Linked DNA regions of Homo sapiens: regions 2 and 3 are each linked to region 1. A link is a contact called in ENCODE Hi-C or POLR2A ChIA-PET data. All regions are on one chromosome and are shown on one strand. Each heading gives the region's core, a stretch centred on a gene start or an enhancer-like site at or near the end of the contact. The rest is flanking DNA. Distances are from core to core; before and after follow the strand shown.

What was found. A loop is a pair of places that touch in the nucleus more often than their neighbours do. ChIA-PET counts read pairs that join two places held with the same protein, here RNA polymerase II (POLR2A). Pooled maps may share reads with other maps.
Region 2: a loop to region 1 is called in a pooled map, with 5 times the contacts of the local background. The contact joins two enhancer-like sites. A Hi-C loop is called at or near these places in 4 of 50 pooled maps. POLR2A ChIA-PET finds 5 or more read pairs at or near these places in 2 of 52 experiments (OCI-LY7 and activated T-cell).
Region 3: a loop to region 1 is called in a map of sigmoid colon, with 4 times the contacts of the local background. The contact joins the promoter of SLC35D4 here to the enhancer-like site in region 1. A Hi-C loop is called at or near these places in 3 of 168 maps with a recorded cell type or tissue (CD14-positive monocyte, GM12878 and sigmoid colon), 18 of 37 single-sample maps with no recorded cell type and 13 of 50 pooled maps. POLR2A ChIA-PET finds 5 or more read pairs at or near these places in 4 of 52 experiments (GM12878, OCI-LY7, WTC11 and 1 more).

What each region holds. Positions count from the first base shown.
Region 1 is chr18:23,229,874-23,234,347 of GRCh38, forward strand. All of the region lies in intron 4 of CABLES1 (Cdk5 and Abl enzyme substrate 1), which reads left to right. Among named protein-coding and RNA genes, the nearest start is that of CABLES1, 97 kb to the left of the region's middle. RefSeq lists enhancers at 1,868-2,027, 2,148-2,197. Within about 2 kb of position 2,103, at least 22 of the 41 ENCODE cell types and tissues checked have a DNase peak (open chromatin) inside an H3K27ac peak, as active enhancers do; they include CD14-positive monocyte, GM12878, OCI-LY7 and 1 more, where a contact is called at or near this core.
Region 2 is chr18:22,975,971-22,980,444 of GRCh38, forward strand. All of the region lies in intron 6 of RBBP8 (RB binding protein 8, endonuclease), which reads left to right. Among named protein-coding and RNA genes, the nearest start is that of RBBP8-AS1, 44 kb to the left of the region's middle. Within about 2 kb of position 2,586, at least 7 of the 41 ENCODE cell types and tissues checked have a DNase peak (open chromatin) inside an H3K27ac peak, as active enhancers do.
Region 3 is chr18:23,435,981-23,440,454 of GRCh38, forward strand. SLC35D4 (solute carrier family 35 member D4) reads right to left here and starts at 1,981. Exons shown (of 15, transcript NM_032933.6): 1 at 1,801-1,981. The coding sequence starts at 1,872. RefSeq lists a silencer at 2,010-2,109.

The sequences.
Region 1 (4,474 bases), core at 853-3,352:
ATGTGGCACAATGTGAAACTGCTGTTTATGGGGGTCAAGTACGACCAAAGAACAGCAATTTCATGTTTCATGTTAATATCAGAAAGATTCCAGCAACATTGATCAGAGCCCTTACCTAAGAAGAATGAACCCGGAAAAGTTTGTCAGCCTCTTTGTGAAAGATGTATTTTTTAGATCCCAAGAGTCTTAACATATACAAATTAAAAAGCTATGAGAAGGGCCAGGCGCGGTGGCTCACACCTGTAATCCCAGCACTTTGGGAGGCCAGGCGGGCGGATCACAAGGTCAGGAGATCGAGACCATCCTGGCTAATATGGTGAAACCCTGTCTCTACTAAAAATACAAAAAATTAGCCGGGCATGGCGGCAGGCGCCTGTAGTCCCAGCTACTCGGGAGGCTGAGGCAGGAGAATGGCATGAACCCAGGAGGCGGAGCTTGCAGTGAGCTGAGATCGCACCACTGCACTCCAGCCTGGGTGACAGAGCAAGACTCCATCTCAAAACAAAAACAAAAAAAACCTATAAGAAACTGACATTGTTAGAAATGAGATCTGTTTTGTTTTCTGTGGACGGCTGACTATGCCCACGCCTGTACGTGTATGCTCTTAATTCCAGGCCAGCAAAATGGTAGCCCTGAAGTTAGTGATAACCTCTCCCTGAATCTGAGGGAGGAAAAGCGTGGAAAAGTTGCCCTCTGCCATCACGAAGCTGTCAGTGTTCTAGAGCTGAGATGATATTTATTACTGTATCAGCGAAGTTTTGAAGTGTGACTAGCTTTGGCGTACAAGAAATACCTCATTTCTTCTTTTTAAATCTACTTAATATGAACTGTAAACCCCCCTTCTACAAGGCTGAGGGGAAATTGAGACTCACTTTTCACTGGGCATTCCTCCCTCCCCATCTCCAGTATTGTGCAAAGAAGGGCCTGGAACCTACTGTAATGCCTAGGATTTGGGGAACACATGCTGGTTGTTGTTCCTTTGGTTGCCCTAGCACTGCCAAAACTGTCACACCCGCCCCGTGACCCCTCCAGGCAAAAAGATCTGCTGCTCTGTGCCAGATGTGAATTACGAATCTTTATCATGGCTGGGAGCCCTGTTCTTGGGGTGCTGATGGTGCAAGGCATGGGTCCCATTTGATCATGGACCCCATGGTCATTTCCCTTCCGACTTAGGAGAATCTTGCACTGCTGCTCCCTCTGCAGTGGCCTGTAATTTAAACATCCCCAGAGGCAATAGGCAGAAAATAGGCCACTCTTGGGAAGAAAACTGGGAGACCAAATCCATGTCACTGAGTATCTATGACTATATTATCTTGCCATAGGAACTTATAAAATAAGGGTAGCAAAAGTCCTGCCAAGGAAGCACTGGGTCTTAGTAGTCACTAGCCACATGTGGCAATTTACATTTAAATTAATTAAAATTAAATAAAAATTCAGTTTCTCAGTCAACTGTTCACATTTCAAGCACTTAGTTGCCACACGTAACCATCGTATGGAACACGGTAGATAAGGACCATCTCCGTCATCACAGGAAGTTCTGTTGCGTGGCACTGGTCTGTAACAAGCCTCACGTGTCTCCAGTAGCAGTTGAGGGTGGCCCCACTATTCTTGCTTATTTTCTTACTCGGCTTAGCCTTAGCAATTTAGAAAGTAGAATGACGTAAGTAGAAAGCCAGGGGGAAGTGGTGACTGCAGTGAGTCACGTTATTTCTCGAGGGACCAGTTCTGTGGGTAGGGTTGGTGGAGCCTTGCCCGTCTTTCTTGTGGTCCCAAGTGTCGCTGAGACGCTTGGACAATCCACTGGAATCCCTGTTTCTAAGAATCCCTGTTTCTTTAAATGGGTTTGGGTTTTATCTCATGGAATAGAATCTTGGACTTTATACGAGCACATGACTATATTTTTTTTTTGTTAGGGCTTCATTTCCTTTGGAGGAAATGCCAAGAAGGGGAGTGTGGAAGAGGCGCGACTGGTTTGGTTCTGTTAACTGTGATGTGTGATGTGCACATTTGGCGGCAGGCAGACAGCTGGCCAGGACAAGGCTGCCCCGGGGAAGCAGTGAGCCTGTGAGCAAATTGAAGACAGATGAAAAGGGGCACAGTGGAAAATCACCCAAGTTTCATGCCATCTGCATGTACCAGTACCGGCGAGACAGCAAAGAGCCACACTAGCTCAGCTCAGTAAATAGTTCGTTACATATCAGACGTTGTATAGACAGGATATGAAAATGGACTGAGACTGCCCCTGCCTGCAGCCAGCTCTCCATCTGAGAACCCTCTCAGTATGGGCTTATTGGAATTCTCCTTATTTCCCTTGGCCTACTCACTCCAAAAAGATATTCCCTACTTCTCTCTTAATTTCAGCCCTAAGTAACATTCTCCATCTGGCAAAATGGAAACAAGGAGAAAATTATTTGGGAGTTGGGAATTTGAAGACCATGCTTGCTGGCTTTGGCTTTGGAAAAGTAGGAAGCCCATGGAACTGAGCTGCTGGTCCTTGAATGAAAAGGAAGACACTGCTGTTTTTGTCCTGCTCTGCATGTGGTCAGTCCCCTCCCTCCCTGCCCACCGCAGGTATTTTTGCTTCATTGCCTTGTTCACGTTTTTGCTTTGTAGGCACTTCCCTATGCCAGTGCCCCTGTGCATTCATCATCTCCATCCTTAATTGCTTTAAGAAGCCTTTTGAGAATCGCCCTGGGGTGCCTGCATAGCAGCTGCAGCAGTAGGGCAGACGGTCTTGTGGGTGTGAACAGAGTTGGTTGTTGGCTTTCTTCTGCATGACTTTGGTGTCGATTCTGAACGGGACTCCAGAGATGTTTTGAGGGTGGCACTACCATGGCCTCCCAGGAAGCCTGCTGTGGAAATGCAGCACTTACTGGGCACAGAAGGTCTTGGGCATTTCTGTTAATTAGACTCCACATTATGGGTAGGATAAGGGAGCCGGCTCATTCATGTAATGCCCAGAGACTAGGATGATGGCTCAACAGAATCAGAGCATCCCTGTTTTTTTTTCTATATTGGAGGATAGCTTTTTTCCCTTCTCTTCTCACCACTCGCTTGGCTCCCTCCTCTCTTCTTACCTGATGACTTTGTCTTTGGCTGGGAGCAATTTGCCCCTGCCTTATATTCGTTCTTGCATAGGTTGTAGGAGATGACCCCTGAATATGGTCCCTCCATCCAGGCCACACAGCAAGTATGCTGTGGGTCTGAGGTGCCTTTGACTAACAGGCACTGGATGTCAGAACATGAAGACCTGGTCATTCCCAAACATGGCTGCAGTTTAGAATCGCCTGGGGAGTGTTTAAAACTCCTGGTGTCCAGGTCACAGCCCATGCCAACTGCCTGGGGGTGGGAGCCAGATAACAGTTTGTCAGAGATCCCCGTACAATTCTGATATGTGGCAAATTTTAAAAATTACCGTAGGGGAAGGGTGTGGTCCTTTGAGGTGTGAGCAGTTACACCTGAGCATAGGTCCATCTTGCATCTCCACGGCAATGTGATGTACTAGAAATGACATTGGATGAACTCTCCAACCTACCGTCCTGGTGACCTTGGCAATCTCCCAAGGGCCTCAGTTTCCTCCTCTGTAAATTGGATCAAAATAGTAGTACCTTTCTCATAGGGTCATCTTAAAGAACCAAAGAAATGATGTGTGAGTCTTTGGAAATAGTAAAGTGCTAAATAAATGCTTGTTTGGCCAGGCATGGTAGCTCACACCTGTAATCCCAGCACTTTAGGAGGCCAAGACGGGAGGATGGCTTGCGCCCAAGAGTTTGAGGCTACAGTGAGCCATGATCACACCACTGTACTCCATCCTGAGCAACAGAGCAAGGCTTCATCCCTGAATGAATGAATGAATGATTACTTGTTATTACTAGAGATTATTCCTCTATTAAAAGATATTCATTTTCTAGGTGGTCTGTCAAGGTAGAAGTGACTACTGTGGCATTAATTCTTTCATCACCAACAATAAACCCAGTAGGTGTTTAGGATAAGAATTCATTTCTCCTAAGAAAGGGGAGCAGCAAGGAGAGGTGGTCTCATGCAGCATTAGAAAGAACCCAGGCTGGCTGCTGTGGCTCACGCCTGTAATCCCAGCACTTTGGGAGGCTGAGATGGGTGGATCACCTGAGGTCAGGAGTTTGAGACCAGCCTGGCCAACATAGTGAAACCCCGTCTGTACTAAAAATACAAAAAATTAGCCGGCCGTGGTGGTGCGCGCCTGTAATCCCAGCTACTCAGGAGGCTGAGGCAGAAGAATCGCTTGAACCTGGGAGGCAGAAGTTGCAGTCAGCCGAGATCGTGCCATTGCATTGCAGCCTGGGCAACAAGAGTGAAACTCCGTCTCAGAACAAAACAAAAAAACAAAGAAAGAAAGAACCCAGCAGCTAGATCCCAGCAAACTGTGGTCCCACGATGCCCAGGGAATGCTCTCTGGCCTCATGTTCATTGGCCGTCTCTAGGAATATAAGGGGCC
Region 2 (4,474 bases), core at 1,336-3,835, 250 kb before region 1:
TATAAAGCTTATATACTATTTTTGAAAACTTAGGATTCAGGATAATCCTAATGGCGTTATAGCGTTCCTAAAGATCCTGTTGCGTTTAAGTAGACATCTACAAAAACTTCAGTAAAACTATGTAGATGTAACATTATTTTGGCTTAGAATAGTTATTTTTGTATGAACACATCTCACAAGTAGAATTATCATTCTTACTGGTATACTTTTAGGATAATGGATATCCAATAGAATTCTGATATTCCTCCCATGTGATTGGTCTACTGAATACTGATAGCCAAAGGGAATTTTGAGGAGAAATAATAGTCAGATGAGGAAAGGAACCTATGAGATCAGACTGATGTTATAAAATGTTTGTAAGAAAATGTCAACACTTTCTAATTTTAATAATGCTGTATAATGAAGAGAGAACACAGGACACAGATCCACAATCTGTTACATAGAATTCCAAAACCCAAAAGGTTATTTTTGAAATGTTGTTCACAACCTAACCTCACTGCAATGGCAGAATGCTGTTTATAGTCTTTATCCCACTTCATGTGAGTATTCATATGTTTTGCTGTGAAAATATCAATGTGTTTGATTACAGGATGATGCTTCAGACTCCACTGGAGCTGTTATGTAATTATGTATATATGTTCTGTATTACTGTATTACTTTCATTTTTTTTAAAAAATATGAATTTGGAATCCCGTCTGGTTCCAAGGATTTTAGATAAGTGATTGTTGACCTACATTAATTTATGTGAAGTGATTATGTATGTACGTAGCTTATGGTATTTTGAACACATCAGCCTTGATCTTTATGAGTACCAAAGGGATGAGATACCAAGTGTGTAGAAGTTAACACAGAATTAGATAGACGATTGCCTCAAAAACCAATGTGTATAAGTTAGGTTGAAACTATATCGTGTCATTTGCTTGGTAGAAATATGAATTCTAATTAGTTTAGAATTTATTTTTAGTGTTCTCAAGCACATGCATTTTTCCTGTTGAAATTCAAATTTTAGAAAAGAAGTGAAGGCTAAAGTTTGAAATTACAGGAAAGAGTAATCATATAGATGAGCTTAAGGCATGTATGTTTATTTAGGACATGCTTAGTCAAAAGAGTATAGGAGATGATCTGATTGTGTCTTTTATTCTCTTCTGAAATATAAGATAGTTGTGATTCTCATGAACCAACTTCTTCTGTAGCTTGGTCGCAAAGAAATTGCATTTTGCTCAGCAGTTTTGTTTTGTTTTGTTTTGTTTTTAAAAAAGCAAGTATCATCTTGTAAAGGCAACCTAATTTTCTCTGATCACCTAAACCACTGTCATATTATGCTATTTGTGCCTGAAATTTCCCTGAACTTTAGAAGAAAATATTATTTGACTTCTGCTTGTTAAATGCAGTAACTCTAACTCTTCTGAGCTAGTTTTGATGTTACAAGATGGCTTATATGATAGGGCAGTTATTAGTGACACCAAAATTATTCAGTAAAATTTTGCCACTATAAAGTTAAAAATGTGTATAAAGCTAGGTATTGAGGTCATCATTCTTTTCGTTTTAGAAAATAGATGTGATGGGTCAGTGAAAGTCAAGGGAGTCTATACACGTAAGAGTTCAAAGGACTGTAGAACTCATTGCATTCAACCCTCTTCTAAATTGAATTCCTTATACAGCTTCTTTAACAAATAGCTATTGTTTGAACACGTCTAGTAGAAGTTTACTGTTTCCCAAGCCTATTTAAATTTAGTGAGACAAAATTATTAGAAAATTCTAAGTTTATAGAAATTACACTGCTTATAAGTTATATTTCTTGATTATGACTGCCTTCCAGGACCATCTTAAGCAAGTCTCTTCTCCTGTGCTACTTGACGACTCTTTTGATACATGAAGACAGCTATCATGGCCCTCCTGAGTCTTGTTTTCTCTAGAGTAAATATCCTCTGTTCATTAACTGTGGCATTAAATATCCTCTGTTCATTCATGTGGCATTACTTCAACTCTTCAAACTGTGAATTTTTAAAAATGTTTTAGTTCGTCAATATCTGAATTAAGAAATCAATATTCTAGGTATAGCCTGATCAGTGGAGCAGTACTGCCACCTCCCCTACAATGGCTATAATGTTACTTCGTTAAGTTTAAATTATGTTTTAACTGGAAATGTAAGTTCTTCAGAGTAGAAAAGGAAAAAAGCTGAATATTTAAAACTTTTTTACAGACTCATGAAGGGAAACCCCAGATCCATAATTATAGGTCTTTAGGGAAGAAACCAACTAAAACAGTTTTGACAGGAGTTTAAGAGGGAGCAGAGGTCCATAAATCAAACAGCTCAAGCCATCAGAAGGAAAAGTGAAAGGAGGACAAGTGTGCATAATTAATTTAACCAAAAGCTGTGACGTGAACTCTTTCTCTCAGAAAATCAGTGAGACTAGTGTTTTAAAGGATGAACTTGGTTAACATATGGAGTTTTGTTTTTTCCTTTTATGACAAAGGAAGACAAAGCCAGCACTCATTTACTTAGTTTGGGCACCTCTAGTTAGAGCTAGTTTTGTTTGTTTTTTTGTTTTTTCCTTTTGTGATCCCAGCTTCTTCCACATTGACTCTGCCAGGAAATCAATTGCTTCTCGTGACTCATTCATGTTTCAGGTGGAATTTTTATGACTAATAGGCAAGCAGGCTGTGACGTGATTAGTTAAAGCTAGGTCAGATAGATTTCACACTCCATTAATTTATAAGCCTTTCTCATATGACTTTAACTTACTGTTTTTCCAGAATAAGAAAATTACAGGAAGAGATTAAAAAATTAGATATCAGATCTATTGCACAGAATGGTGACTTAATAATGATTGTATATTTCAGAACTGCCAAGTAGATTTTAAATGTTTTTACTACAAAAAAAAGATAAGTGTGTGAAGTGATAGATGTTAATTAGCTTGATTTAATCATTCTACACTGTAAACATGTATCAAAACATTTTGTTGAACCCAGTAAGTAGATACAATTATTATTTGTCAATTAAAAATAAAATTTGGCTGGGCACAGTGGCTCATGCCTGTAGTCTCAGCACTTTGGGAGGCCAAGGTGGGCAGATCACTTGAGGTGAGGAGTTTGAGACAGCCTGGGCAACATGGTAAAACCCTGTCTCCATTAAAAATACAAAAACTAGCCAGGTATGGTTGCACGCGCAGCTGTAGTCCCAGCTACTCGGGAGGCTGAGACACAAGAATCACTTGAACCTGGCAGAGGTTGCAGTGCGCTGAGATCGCACCACTGCACTCCAGCCTGGGCAACAGAAGGAGACTCCGTCTCAAAAACATAAAATAAAATTTTAAATAATTTTATGTTTATTTTATTTTATGTTTATGTTTATTTTATTTAAAATTTAAAAAATTTTAAATAATTAGACATTAGCTCTAAAGATTGTTCCTTGGTATAAAATGTAGGATTAAAGCCTACAAATAATATTGGTATCATTCAGGAAATTAAAGTGTAAATCTTTTTTGGGAAAAATTAGTCTTTGTCTTCCAATTAATGTTTCTTAAAAATCTCTGTTGGTCATAGTTCATACAGTTCTCACTATATAAGCTTTTATTTGGAAATAGTATTGCAAGTTGATACGAGTCTAATAGGACAGACTGATTTGGTCATGTAAAGCCTAAATGTCTGACAGACTGGTAACAATTGGTTGGCAAATAAGGTCAGTAATGGTTTGACATGGGAAAGTCAATTAACTTTATTTTTACTCAACATTCACAATTCAATTCAAACCCAATCTTTCAGTTACAGTTGATCCTGAATTGAGTTGGGCAAGAACATATGCCTAGATCCACACAAATTTATTCTCTAGTGGAATCTGGGAATGTCTCCTATTCACTCAACAAATGTTTACGCCATACCTACTGTATGTCTACTGTGGTAGGCTCTTGTGATTCATCGGTTAACCAAAGATCCCATCCTCTTAGAACTTATATTCTAACAGGTGAGCAATAGATACAATAAATAAATTGCAGCTGGGCGCCGTGGTTCACGCCTATAATCTCAGCACTTTGGGAGGCCGAGACGGGTGGATCACTTGAGGTCAGGAGTTTGGGACCAGCCTGGCCAACGTGGTGAAACCCTGTCTCTACTAAAAATACAAAAATTAGCCAGGCATGGTGTTGCACGCTTGTAATCCCACCTACTCAGGAGGCTGAGGCACTAGAATCACTACAACCCAGGAGGCAGAGGTTGTAGTGAGCCGAGATTGGACCACTGCACTCCAGCCTGGGCAAAAGAGCAAGACTCAGACTCAAAAAAAAATCTAAATAAATAAAAATGAGTAAATTGCATACTATGTTAAAAAGCAGTAAATGCTGTGGATAAAGTTTATAGAGCAGAATAACAGGGAACAGGAGTACTAGGGTGTGTGAAGGGAGGTTGCAATTTTAAACGGTAAAATTCCAGCAGACTTGAAGGAGATTAGAGAGATAATTAGGTATGTAGGTATCTG
Region 3 (4,474 bases), core at 731-3,230, 210 kb after region 1:
CCACTGTGCCTGGCCAACACCATTTCCATTAACTCTCACAACAACACTTTCTCTTTTTTTTTTTTTTTTTTTTGAAACTGAGTCTTGCTCTGTTGCCCAGGCTGGAATGCGATCTCGGCTCACTACAACCTCCGCCTCTCAGGTTCAAGTGATTCTCCTACCTCAGCCACCTGAGTAGCTGGAATTACAGGCGCCTGCCACCACGCCTGGCTAATTTTTGTATTTTCAGTAGAGACGGGGTTTCGCCATGCTGGCCAGGCTGGTTTCGAACTCCTGGCCTCAAACAATCCACCCGCCTCGGCCTCCCAAAGTGCTGGGATTACAGGCGTGAGCCACCACGCCCGGGCCACAACAACAATTTCAAGAGGACTCTTTGTCCCATCTTAAAGTTAAGAAACTTAGGTTTAGAAAGAGTAAGGTTCCAAACGCCAAGTAAGTGGAGCCAGGAAGTAAAACCCATCACTGCCTCCCAGGAAGGCTGCATTTATGGACCTTCAAAGGCTTATCGCCATAACTAAAAATCAACTGGAGGCCAGGCGCAGTGGCTCACACCTGTAATCTCAGCATTTTGGAAGGCTGAGGCATGCGGATCACCTGAGGTCAGGAGTTCGAGACCAGCCTGGACAACATGGTGAAACCCCGTCTCTACTAAAAATACAAAAATTAGCCCAGCGTGGTGGCGCACACCTGTAGCCCCAGCTACTCACGAGGCTGAGGCAGGAGAATCGCTTGAACCCAGGAGGCAGAGGTTGCAGTGAGCCGAGATCACGTCACTGCACTCCAGCCTGGGTGACAGAGCGAGACTCTATCTCAAAAAAATAAAAATAAAAATCAACTGGAGAAGGAAAGGGGGTTGGGGAGCATCCTCTGAATATATAAAGGCAGCCATTCATTGTAGGAGAGGAGGTAGAAGGAAATGCTGTTTGTCGATGGTTCTTTTCCAGAGAGGAAGAGAGGAGAAAGGAAGAGCGGGGAGCAGGTGGGGAGCCCGCAGTAAGACCCCACAGTGGGGCCAGGTGGTCTTGCACCCTGTATTCCCACTTTGGCTGGGGCCAGCCCAGAGTCCAGGCCAGCAGGTAATGCCCCAGCCATGCCCACTCGGTCCTATTGGATCCAACCTTTCCCTGCGTGGTACCAAACCTAAAGCCAGCTTCCCTCTCCTTGCAAAACAAAACCCCAAAGCTGGCACCACTGCTTCTCTGCCTCCTCACCAAAAGGTTTTCATGATGTCATGACATTAGTTTAAACCTAAAACTAAATGTATGTTTTATTTTAAAAAATAATAATTCCATGAAAAACTCCTGAAGTGCTTACAATGGAGACGTACAAAAAAATTGATTCGGGAATCAGCAGTGTGAGGGGGAGACGGCTTAATCTCTTCTATTTAAAGGCTTCTGGAACTTCACGGGGGCTCTGGGACAGGGGCGTGTTTAGAAAAAAGGCAGGATGTGTCAGATTTCTTCTGACTCTTCCTCCCCGGGGGAGCAGGAGCCAATTGCTTGCTTTCTCTTAAAACTAGTCCACACAGCCCCAAACCAAGTTCCCGGGAAATGGCCAGCCCAAAAATCCTGTTTCCCTGGAGATGTACCGTGCTTTACAGTGCAGGAAACGGGGACAGTACAGGCTGGCAAATCCTATTTCTGAAAGAGCATCCCACACACGGAGGAGGTTCGCTCTCCATCTCCATCGCCACCAGGAAGAATGAGGTAAAAAGCAGGAGGAGGCTCCGTTTGTCACGGGAAGATTCTCCGACTCAAACCTCCCACGTGCAATCGCTGCCTCCCGCGCCCGCCCCCTCACCTTGTTCGTGAGGTAAGAAGCCAGGTAGCAGGTACAAAAGGTGAGGCCGACCAGAGACCTCCTCACGCACATCTGTCAACTCGTCCCCTTCTCGGGGATCCACGGTGCCTGCCCAAATCCCCTGGCCGCCGCCCGACCCCCGCAGCAGCAGCAGCGGCAGCGGCAGCAGCCGCCCAGAGACGGCCACGTGGCTCCGAGCTCCGCCAATCAGCGCGGGGACCGCCCCCGGCGTCTGCCTTCTTAAAGGGGCCGCGCCCTCGAAGGACGGTCATTCTTCTTTTATTTTTTATTTTTTATTTTTTTATCTTCTTTTAAAGAGTAGAAAGTGGCAGAAGAGGAAAAAAGCATACCGCAGTTCACAATACCCCATCAGTGTTTAAAGAAAAATGTTCATCGCTATCTCTAAACTATGAGACCAAAATATTACCCGTGCTTCACTGAATTTTCCCAATTTTCTCCACTGAGTCTGTAGCGCTTTGGCAAATGACACAAAAAAGGTAACAGCAACAAATGTTCACTTAAAAGAGGGAAGGTGAAGGAAGAAGGAACTGGAATTGAGTATAGGTTTTTTGAGTTTTGTTTGTATTTAAAGTCATTCCATTCTCTTGACATTTCTATAAAATAAGAACCCTTTCCCAAGCACAGCCCCTATTCCTATTCCTATTCCTAGTCTATAGGGTGGAAAACTGGACTCATGAGGCTTCCGGCAAATGTTAGTAAACATGCAAGAAAACCTATTGATGGACTTGGACAATAGCAAAAAGTGCCAGTGTTCTCTGCCTGTAGAAACACACAGATTTTCAGAAACACCCACACACGGGGAAACCATCACTCTTAAGCCACAGCAAAAGTCCTCCTGGCTCTCGGTGCTGGAGCAGTGGATGGAAAACGACACACCAACCCTTATGTAATTTTTCTGTTTTTCAGAAGCATGCCTTGTTTCTCTCTGCTCCCTCCAGCATTGAGGGAGGGCTGACCTCGGCTTGTCCCCTTGAAGCCACTCCCCAGCCACCACTGTCTCATCGCAGTCCTTTGCCTCTGCTCACTTTTCCACAGGTCTCTTCCTGGGCCTGCTGGTTGGTCTGCAGAGGGGACCAACATAGAGATGGAGGTAGGCTGGTCACCCCTTCCCTCCCTTTTCTCCCACAGTCTCCTTCAAACCACTTGTACAGATGGGTATAGCTTTCTCTACCAAGACTGGATGATATGGTTTGGCTGTGTCCCCAAATCTCATCTTGAATGGTAGCTTTCATAATTCCCACATGTTATGGGAAGGACCTGGTGGCAGATAATTGAATCATGGGGGCAGTTTCCCCCATATTCGTCTCGTGGTAGTGAATAAGTCTCCCCAGAGCTGATGGTCTTATAAGGGGAAACCCCTTTCGCTTGGCTCTCATTTTTTCTCTCTTGCCTGCCACCATGTAAGACGTGCCTTTTGCCTTCCACCATGATTATGAAGCCTCCCCAGCCCCGTGGAACTGTGAGTCCATTAAACCTCTTTTTCTTTATAAATTACCAAGTCTCGGGTAAGTCTTTATCAGCAGCGTGAAAACAGACTAGTACACTGGGTTATTAAAAAGCAAAAATACAGAACAGGAAGAGAGGAGATGAAGCTTCAAATGCACTAAATTTTCCTCTCCATAGAAATAAAATCATGTAAGAAGTTAACACTTCACAAGGAGGCCCCTTCACAAGCCTACACTCGCTTCTCACCTATCACTCTTGCCCCAGAGTTTGTGTCTCCCTCTCCAAAACACCAATCTTTAACGACAATTTAAAAAGATCATTGTGGCCAGGCGCGGTGGCTCATGCCTGTAATCCCAGCACTTTGGGAGGCCGAGGCAAGCAGATCACGAGGTCAGGAGATCGAGACCAACGTGGCTAACATGGTGAAACCCCGTGTCTACTAAAAAAATACCAAAAAAATTAGCCGGCCGTGGTGGCGAGCGCCTGTAGTCCCAGGTACTCGGGATGCTGAGGCAGGCGAATGGCGTGAACTTGAGAGGCGGAGCTTGCAGTGAGCCAAGATCGTGCCACTGCACTCCAGCCTGGGAGACAAAGTGAGACTCCGTCTCAAAAAAAAAAAAAAAAAAAAAAAAATCATTGTAACAAGACTAATAGAGATTTATAAAAGAAAAATTAGCAAACCAATACCACACTCTTAACCACTCACATAACCAATACCAACAGGTTGGTGTATCCTTCTACACCTTCCTCCGTATTCACATATCAACATATACCCATTTGTAATTTGTTGCCTCACGAAAATGGATCTAGCTATTCACATTGCTAAACAACTTACTTTTACAACTACAGGTCAACACATAGAGATTTAATTTTTTAAAAAAGCTGCAGGCATTCCATAGTATGGATATACCGTAATGTATTCAACCATTCTGCTGTTGACATAATTATGTTGTTTCTAGTCTTTTGCTACAACAAACAAGGCTATAATAAACATCTTTGTACATATGTCTTTACCTCCTGCTGGTTTAATTTCTGTAGAATAGATTCCCAACAGGAGGATTGCAGAATCACAGCGTGTGTGTATTTTCTTAAATCATTACTTTCCACTTCCCTTTACTTTCTGCCTGTGGGAATCCTACTTACATCTAGCTCTTCTCAAGCACTTCAGGCATAACTTATTCTCCTCTCTTTTCCAGTACTACTTTTT